Regions from separate parts of the Homo sapiens genome. Here region 2 is linked to region 1. A link is a contact called in ENCODE Hi-C or POLR2A ChIA-PET data. All regions are on one chromosome and are shown on one strand. The core of a region is the stretch at or near the end of the contact, and the rest is flanking DNA. Distances in the headings are between cores, read along the strand shown. Region 1 overlaps ITPKB (inositol-trisphosphate 3-kinase B). Region 2 holds the start of STUM (stum, mechanosensory transduction mediator homolog).

What was found. Hi-C counts contacts between places; a loop is a spot of excess contacts on that map. ChIA-PET counts read pairs that join two places held with the same protein, here RNA polymerase II (POLR2A). Pooled maps may share reads with other maps.
Region 2: a loop to region 1 is called in a map of mesothelial cell of epicardium, with 11 times the contacts of the local background. The contact joins the promoter of STUM here to the enhancer-like site in region 1. A Hi-C loop is called at or near these places in 6 of 168 maps with a recorded cell type or tissue (MCF 10A, ascending aorta, dorsolateral prefrontal cortex and 3 more) and 7 of 50 pooled maps. POLR2A ChIA-PET finds 5 or more read pairs at or near these places in 1 of 52 experiments (Panc1).

The regions. Positions count from the first base shown.
Region 1 is chr1:226,641,519-226,645,612 of GRCh38, reverse strand. ITPKB (inositol-trisphosphate 3-kinase B) reads left to right here. Exons shown (of 8, transcript NM_002221.4): 5 at 3,488-3,692. Among named protein-coding and RNA genes, the nearest start is that of ITPKB-IT1, 32 kb to the left of the region's middle. RefSeq lists silencers at 925-1,147, 2,151-2,445 and enhancers at 500-1,165, 1,276-1,375, 1,986-2,065, 2,176-2,235, 2,500-3,167. Within about 2 kb of position 2,317, at least 18 of the 41 ENCODE cell types and tissues checked have a DNase peak (open chromatin) inside an H3K27ac peak, as active enhancers do; they include dorsolateral prefrontal cortex, where a contact is called at or near this core.
Region 2 is chr1:226,546,742-226,550,835 of GRCh38, reverse strand. It overlaps STUM (stum, mechanosensory transduction mediator homolog), which reads right to left and starts at 2,072. Exons shown (of 4, transcript NM_001003665.4): 1 at 1,730-2,072. The coding sequence starts at 1,931. RefSeq lists a silencer at 2,794-3,088.

The DNA.
Region 1 (4,094 bases), core at 1,068-3,567:
GTGACCACATGGAGAATAATCCAAGTGGTGTCCACTCAGACCTGGCCAAAAAAGTACGGCCTGTGTGAAGAACACTGGCTGGGCATTTCTGGAAGTCGGCTGTCCCAAAGACACAGCCAGCCAAGCACAGGGCCAGGCTGCCCCAGAACCTGCCTGCTCCTGCTGGGGACAGGAGCCCCGCTTCCTGCCCCAGGGCTGCCCCCACCCAGCCGCTTGACTTCCGCAGCTTCTCTCTGATTGCACCCTAGTGCTCTCAAGAGAGATCTAGAGTGACCGTGGCTGGTACCCATGTAACCCATCTTGGCAGGCAGAGGGAAGAGGATGAGAGAGGAGTATGTGTGGAGGGGAAGAGGAAGGTCTCCCCAGAAGCAGGGTGCACCCAGCCCGATCTTTCCTGCACACAAATCCTAAGGACCCTTCTTGTTCCAAGGGCTATGCTAGATGCTTCCATTATTTATCCCATTGCGTTCTCACCGCCATTCTGGGAGATGGGTCATGTTCCAGTGTAAGCAGGAGGGTTCTGTCACCAGGAGGTTCAGTGACTCATCAGGGCCACCCAGCCAGGCAGCAGCTTGGTGCAGTTCTGCACCAGGCTTGCTTGACTGCAAATCAGGCCCCCAGCTGCAGCCCAGCCCTTCCCAAGGGGGCTGTGTGGGACCCAGCTTCCATGGCATTTCCCTGGGGTGCCAGGCTAGTTCCATTTGGGCCATGGACTGTGCCTTCCCCCAAATGCGTTCATCCAGAACCCTTGGCTGCAGGGCCTCTCCCAAGACTGGCTGCTCATGGTCACCTCTAGAATGTGGCCTTTCCATGACAGGGTGAGGAGGCTGGAGCCCAGGGTTACCTCACATGCTGAGTCCCAGGGCAAGAGAGTTTGAGACATGTCACAGAGAAAGGGAAGGGCCGGTCACCAAACAATGCTGGGCATGGCGGGGGCAGAAGGGTGGCACTAAGGAGAATGTGATGCAGTTGCTGGTGGCGTCTGCACGTCGGGGCTTCTTGGGACTCTGGCTCCCGCCGACATGTGCTCAGTGGCTCTGGGGCATGCTCTGAGATTTGTGACTTGTCCTGGAGAGTCAACACTGTCTTCCTGACATTGGGACCAGGGGCCTGGGGAGTGCAGGTGAGAGCCCGCCCCTAGCACCTAGGAGCTCTGGGTGGCTTTCGCCTGCCACCTGTTGGCTCCCTGGGCTGGCCTGTCTCAAAGGAGCACTTCCTCCACCTGATCTTGAGTCCCCTCCTCCCCCAGCGTCCTGTGAGTGGGCGAGCAGGTCTCTGCTTCCCTGCATGGCTTGGAGCTTCGACTTTGTCTCGGGCAGGCAGGGGAGTGTGGGGAGGGGCTGAGCCTCACCTTCCTGTGGGCATCCCGCCCCACCATCCAGCTGGCACCCCCTGTGGACATCTCCCCCCAGCCTCTTTCCTCTCCTGGGCAGTGAGTGACTGCCCGCTTTGAGCCACGGGGGCCCTTTTTGGAGAAAGGCCATGTGAAAAGGGATTTCACATTGAGGTCTGCTTCCTGTTTAAGGGGGTGCTGAGAGCTCTTTGCAGAAGTGCAGCCACCCACCATGCGGTCCCCTACAGCGCCCTCAGGAGTCCCTCCCACAGCCTGGCTGCCCCTTTTCTACACAGTACACACATGGATGCACACGCAGCCCCTGCCTCAATGCCCCCGTCACCACTGACCTGGCTCTGCATGTGAGGGGTGTGCTCTGTGCGTGTCCTGCATGGGTGCACCTGTGTGTGTGCAGTGGTGCACAGGAGTCCGCGTTTATGTGCATGTGTGTGCATGAGCACATGTGTGTGTATGTGCGCACATGGTTGTGTGTGCATGCAAGGGCCCAACCCAAAGCTACTGACTTCCCCCTCCAGCCCTCATCACCTCCTGGAAGGTCCTAACCAGCCAGGCCTAAGTTCACACCCAAAGGATTTGTTTTTTTCTTCCCTTTTCTTTCCGTGCAAATTTCAATTAATACAGTGGTTTCTAAAGCCTGTCATTTTTAAGAGGCTGTAGTTTTTGTTTAGTCTGTTCTGGGTCCCAAACCAGCAACTTGGAGAAGTTGGTGGGCAGTGTTGGAACAAGGCCTGGGAGACAGATGCAGGAAGAGTGGAGGGCCAGGTGGAGGGCAGGCGGGCGGGGCCTCTGTGGGCAGCTCCCGCCCACACAGGGCAAAGGGGAGAAAACTTCCCCATCCTGCAACTGACACTGCTGATTTCTGCCTCCTCAAGGGCTGTGGGCAGCCTCTGAGCCTGTTGTGTAGGGAGACTGGGGCTCTAAAAGGAGAGCAGAGGAGCGGGGGTGGGATGACTCACCCCACCTCTGCTCTGGAGAAGGTAGAAGCGCAGAGCTGTGTGCTGGGGGAGGTGGCGTGTCCCGGCAGCTCAGGGCCAGCGATTCAGCCCCCGGCTGCTCAAGTGCTCTGCTGTCCCTGCCCCTGTTACCTTCCCCAGTGTCTAGGTGGTCCCCGCCAGTTCAGCTGGAGCTGCTCGTGTGGAGGCCAGGGCCGTGAGGCAGTTGAGTTGGAAGCATTTTCTCAGGCTTTTTGGACTGGGGGCTCACCTATGAGGAGGCCTGGTGTCGATGGGGTGGGGTGCACCAGGCATGTCTCTGGGATGAGCAGAGGCTGAGGGAGCCCCCTGCCTTTCCCCCACAATACGGCCTTCTCCATCCACACTGGGACCCCTTCCAAGGCCACTTTCTGACCTGAACTTTGTGCTCCAGAAGATTTCACCTCTTTGGAAAGAGCCAGAGACACTTATGGGCAGGCTCAGCCTTCAGGCTGCCTGAGAGCAGCAGAGATGGGGACTTGAGGACAGACCACTTCTCCCACCAGGACAGGTTCTGGCTTTGGAAGCCCTCGCTTTATGGAAGGGCCGAGGCAGCCAAGGGGATCTAGTGGGGCCCTGAGTAGACCCTGCCCCCAGTCCCCTCTCTTAGCTCCACCGTAGCAGCAGGATCAGGACCAGCCACCCCCGACACCCCCTGCTGCCCTGCCTCCGTCTTCCTTCTTCTGCTGGTTCCTGTGGGGGTCTCCCGAGGAGGAGCTCCTTGGGCTTTGTGAGGCCAGCCGATGGGCTTGGAGTGAAAGTGAAGGCAGTCCGATTCAGTGAGGCTGCACCTTTTCTCCTGGATCAAGAGCCAACCCCAGGCTGGGTGGTGGTGCACACCTGTAATCCCAGCACTTTGGGAGGCCAAGGTGGGAGGATCACTTGAGGCTAGAAGTTTGAGACCAGCCGGGGCAACATAGCGAGACTCCCTTATCTACTAAAAAAATTGTCTAAAAAAAAAAGAAAAGAAAAATTAGAGCCAGCCCCAGCTGGAACAGAGTCTGCCGTCCCCTCGGAAAGACGTGCCTTGACTCAGGGCACTGAGCTGACTGCAGCTGTTGGGCAACACACGCCCCAAACCTTCATCCACCAGGCAGGAAAGGAGCTGCTGGTGAGCCCTGCCCCAGGCCTCGGCCCTCATGTCGCCTTCCCTCCCACGTAGGACCTACCTGGAGGAGGAGCTCACGAAGGCCCGGAAGAAGCCCAGCCTGCGGAAGGACATGTACCAGAAGATGATCGAGGTGGACCCCGAGGCCCCCACCGAGGAGGAAAAAGCACAGCGGGCTGTGACCAAGCCACGGTACATGCAGTGGCGGGAGACCATCAGCTCCACGGCCACCCTGGGGTTCAGGATCGAGGGAATCAAGGTGAGGCCGGCGAGTGAGGGCAGCCTCGGGCCCCACCCGTGCCCACCTCAGGGGGCTTGGCTTCTCTCAGCGCCCTTTGGAAGCTGTAAGCTTCTCCAGGCACAGGCTCAGAATGTGGGTGGCCCGCCCCAAGGCCAGACATTTGGAGACATCAGCCTATTCCTCAGGCGGGATGGCTGTGTAGGGGGCTCAGGCCTCAGAGCAGAGTGGCTTCTAGCCCTGCCCAGCTGTCAGCCCTCTGCCGAGGACTCTCCATTTAGCCCAGACGGTGCCTGGCACCGAAAGCCAGGCGAGAGGCACCTGCGGGATGCCTGTGGGGTAGCTGGTTCATTCTGCCATGGCTGCAAACTGGGACTGGCAGACAATTCGGGGAAGGGAGGAGCATGCTGACCGCCTTTGATG
Region 2 (4,094 bases), core at 823-3,322, 95 kb after region 1:
GCCGATGCTGTCAATGCAGCAGGGCTAAGGCTGGGAAAGGCACCTAGTGAAGGGAGACCAGGGAGGGTACACACAGGTACATGCGTGGGCAGCTGCTGTCTCCTGGGGCTGGTCTCCCACAAGGTGGTTTCCTCGTGCAGCAGTGACTTGGTGCAGCCCCTCTCACCTGGCACCAATGCATTTGTTTCCTCAAAAGACCATAGGGTGGCGTTTACCTCACCACTTAAAAAAAAAAAAAAAGGTGGATCAAGATGCATGCTGGCTCAGGAGGATCTTCATATCCGCCAGAGGGAGGGGCAGGCAGTCTCTTTTTACTCCAGCAGGTGAGAATTTCTGATAAAACTAGATTAACACCAGCTGGCCTCCTTGCAGTGTCTAAATGTGCAAAGAGAGCTGATCTGATGACACCAGCCAGGGGGACAGGCTGCTGGAGGCACCCCAGAAGAGAGAAGCCCAACTAAAGGCCACCTAACTTACTGCTCAGATAGGCTGCTCTGGCCGCAGCAGCCCCTTAGGGTAGAAAGACAAGTAAGCTCGGAGGGGAAAGTGAACGGGTCCTGCGTGGGTGGCTGTGGCCTTGGCTGTCACCGCAGCAGAGGCCCCTGCTAAGCAGGCGAAGAGCGAGGAGACCGTGAGAAAGGCCAAAGTCAAACTGAAAACCCCTTCCAGCTGGCCTCTGCTCTTGGGAACTTGGAACCATACGTTGGCAACAGGCTCGCCGACAGGGGCACGCTTTCTCCCGGAGAGGGCACTGGGGCGCCTGGTTCTTCGGGCGGGCACGGGAGAGGGGGGCACCTCCCAGCACGCAGGAGCAGCCAGTGCCAAGCTGGAGGAGGGGAGGGGCGTGCAGGCAGAGACCTGGGGGTGGAGTTAAGGGAGGGAGGGTCAGGAAAACTTCTCATTCCCTGCCTCCATTCACCCTCCTGCACCATCTCTGTAAGGGGCCTCTGCTTTAAAACGTGGGACATAGATGCCACCAGAACCCCTGCCGGCTGCCGGAGTCCTGCACAGAATTACATCGGCGCACTCTCTACTTCTCAGGAACAGAAGGGATCCGAGGGAGCTATGGGTTCATCTCTGGCCACATGCATCCAAACTAATAAAATCATCCCCCATCCCCCTGGCGCCCTGCGGGGTGCTGGCGGAAGTGCAGGTACCCCTGAATGAGGCGGAGGAGACTCTGGCTAGAGTTCTCGTCCCCACGCGGTCCGCACTCCGCGAACCAAAGGGGGCTGCAGGTATATCTAGCCCGGCTCGTCCTCTTTCCCCGGCTCAGCTGACTTCGACGCCCGGGAGTTTGATCCTCGCCGCCGAGGCCCTAGAGCTCATTCTGATCCGACCCCATTCCTCTCGGGGAAGTGGGCTCGCGGACGGATGCACACGACGGAGAGAAGGAGCAGAAATCGGGGCGCCGGGACGGGAGCCCTACTCCGAAGCCGGCAGAGCCATTCCGGCCGCCGCTGCGGGCTCCAACATTGGCCGCAAAGTTTCCGGCTCTTTGGGGCCCCGCCTGCGGGTCGGAGACCCCAGCGCAGCCTCTCCCCTCTGGGGTGCACACTCCACGCGCTTCTGCCACCTGCCCGGGGACGCCAGGAGCGGGCGGTGGCGCGTGGTCGCAGCACTTGGAGCGCGCGGCCCCGCCAGGAGGTCTCCGGCCGCGCCCTTCTCTCCCCCCACGCCCTCCCGCGGCGGGGTGGGGGTCGCAAGGGTCGCGGCAGCCGTGTCTTACCCAGTCCCGGCACGAAAGTGTTGAGGAAGAGGCAGATGACGGCCACGGGGAAGGGCATGTAGGGGATGGCGGCGCGCAGGGGGCCCTTCTTCTCGCGGACCTGCACCACCACCCCGCTGGACGAGGACGCCCCCCGGGGGTCCGCCGCCGCCACCGCCGCCGCCGCCGCCGCCGTCTCGGCGTCTTTGTGCGAGGGCTCCATGGCCGGGCGCGCTCTCAGGCAGCCGGGCAGCACGGCCGGAGCTGGCGCCCAGCGTACGGGAGCAGGAGACTGTCGGCTGCGGGCTCCGGGCTCCGCGCCGAGCTCAGGCGGCCGCCGTGCTCCGTGCGCCGCGCGGCTCGCGGAGACTCCCGCCCTCCGGCGTCCCCACACGCCCGGCGGAGGGGCGGGGAGGGCGGCGCGACACCCGGTGACAGCGCTCTGACGCCCCTCCTCGCCAGGCCCCTTCCCCGCCCCCTCCCCCCAACCAAAACCACCGCTCACAAGGAATGGAAAATCAGGGCGGAGGGAAAGCAGTGGAAGAGGACCGCAAAGGGAGCTGTTTGCCCAGGTGCTGGAAGGGGTGGACACACCTCGCCCTCCCAGACAGGTGAACTAGGAACCTTGACCACGAAGCCCTGCGAACTGGGAGTGTGTGCTTGGCTGACACCGTCGGGAAAGCCTCGAGGCTGAGTCCCCTGATCTAGAGCAAGCCTTTGGCCAGGGACATGGGGACAAGGGACGGACCGCGCGGCGCCTGACACCTAGTCGGCCTTCAGTGCATTGTGATTTAAATGATTTTGTTTGGGGCGAGCGCAGTGGCTCCCGTCTGTATTCCCCACTTTGGGAGGCCAAGGTGGGAGAATTACTTGTGCCCAGGAGTTCGAAACCAGCCTGGGCAACGTAGCGAGACCCCCCCCCCCCCGCCCCAGCTCTATTTTGTAAAAAAAAAAAAAAAAAAAAAAAATCACTTAAAAAATATATAGGAGTGAATTTGTTTCAAGTGTCAGAGAAAAAGCAATCCAGAGATCGGATCGATAATAGAGGAAACAGATTTGCAAACACCAGGCCAGGTCTCCGCAAGACTAGTTAAAAGATGGGACACTTCCCTACACACACGCACCAAAAGCAGAAAGAAATGCGCCTGTTGCAGGCTTGTTGGGAAGCGTTCACCATCCCCTGAACTATACTGGAGGAAACCTGAGCCTTCTGTGAGCCCGACGTGGTGGTTAAAGAGCCAGTGAGGACACAGCGCCGTCTGGCGTTAATAATGGGGCAGTTGGTAGAAGCAACAGCCGGCAGCTTGAGGTCCTGTTTGAATTCGATTTTCTGAATAAGGCTGCTTCGCCTCCGCACCTGGAAAAAGTAAACGGATGAAAGTTACCGCCTCTAACGTTAGGGAGGGGTTAAAGGCTTCGGAATTATCCAGACAGTCAGCAAATCGTCTGAATAATTGGAAGGGTGCAATAGCCTCCCTTCAGGAATAATAGTGATTATTATTATAAACAACCCAGGGTCTCAGAAGAGGCTAAAAGAACATGGGTTATTGTATACTTATACTTATTGTATAAGTCTCTGAATAAAATAATTTTAAAAGCAAATGGCCAGGGGTTAGTGATGATACTGGTGGACACACACATGCGTGTGTACACATACACAGATACACACACACACGAGTCATTAGCTTAGGTTTGGCAGTCAGAAGAACAGGGTTAAAAATTTTAGTCTTTGTTCAGCCACTAAAACCTGTATGGCTTAGAAGAACTCGCTTAGCCTTTTCTGGCCTGGAGTTACTGTGTTGGTTAAAATCATAGCAAGCTTCCATTTAATACACAATTATTGAAGGCCTACTAAGACTTAGATTCCAGGGAGAGAGAAATGAGTAAAATCCAGCCTCTGCCTTCAAGAATCTAAGAAATGAGCTGAGAGATACTGACAACTACAAAGATAGACTTACAGAAACAGTGAGGAATGTTGCAGCTGTGATGTGCTGGAGGTGCTGCGACAACATGGACCTATCTGTGAAGCCAGCTAGCGTGGGGGAGGCCTCGGGGAGGTGTCCCAAAGAAGGCGATACTCAAAGGGACTTGAGCAATGACTACAGTTAACTATTTGCAGATTTGTTTTATTTTCAACAAACACTTATTTACCCAAGCACTCTCTGCCAGGCATCATTCTAAAAACCCTTTACACATTTTAACTCTTTTAATCCTTACCATAACTCTACAAAGTAAGGATTATTTATTACCCCATTTTACAGATGGGGCAATTGAAGCACAGAGAAGTTAAACAGGCTGCACAAAGTCCCCCACTAATCAGTGGTAGAGCTGGCAGCTGAATGCAGGCAATCTGGCTCCAGAATCAATTCTATATAACCAGTATTTT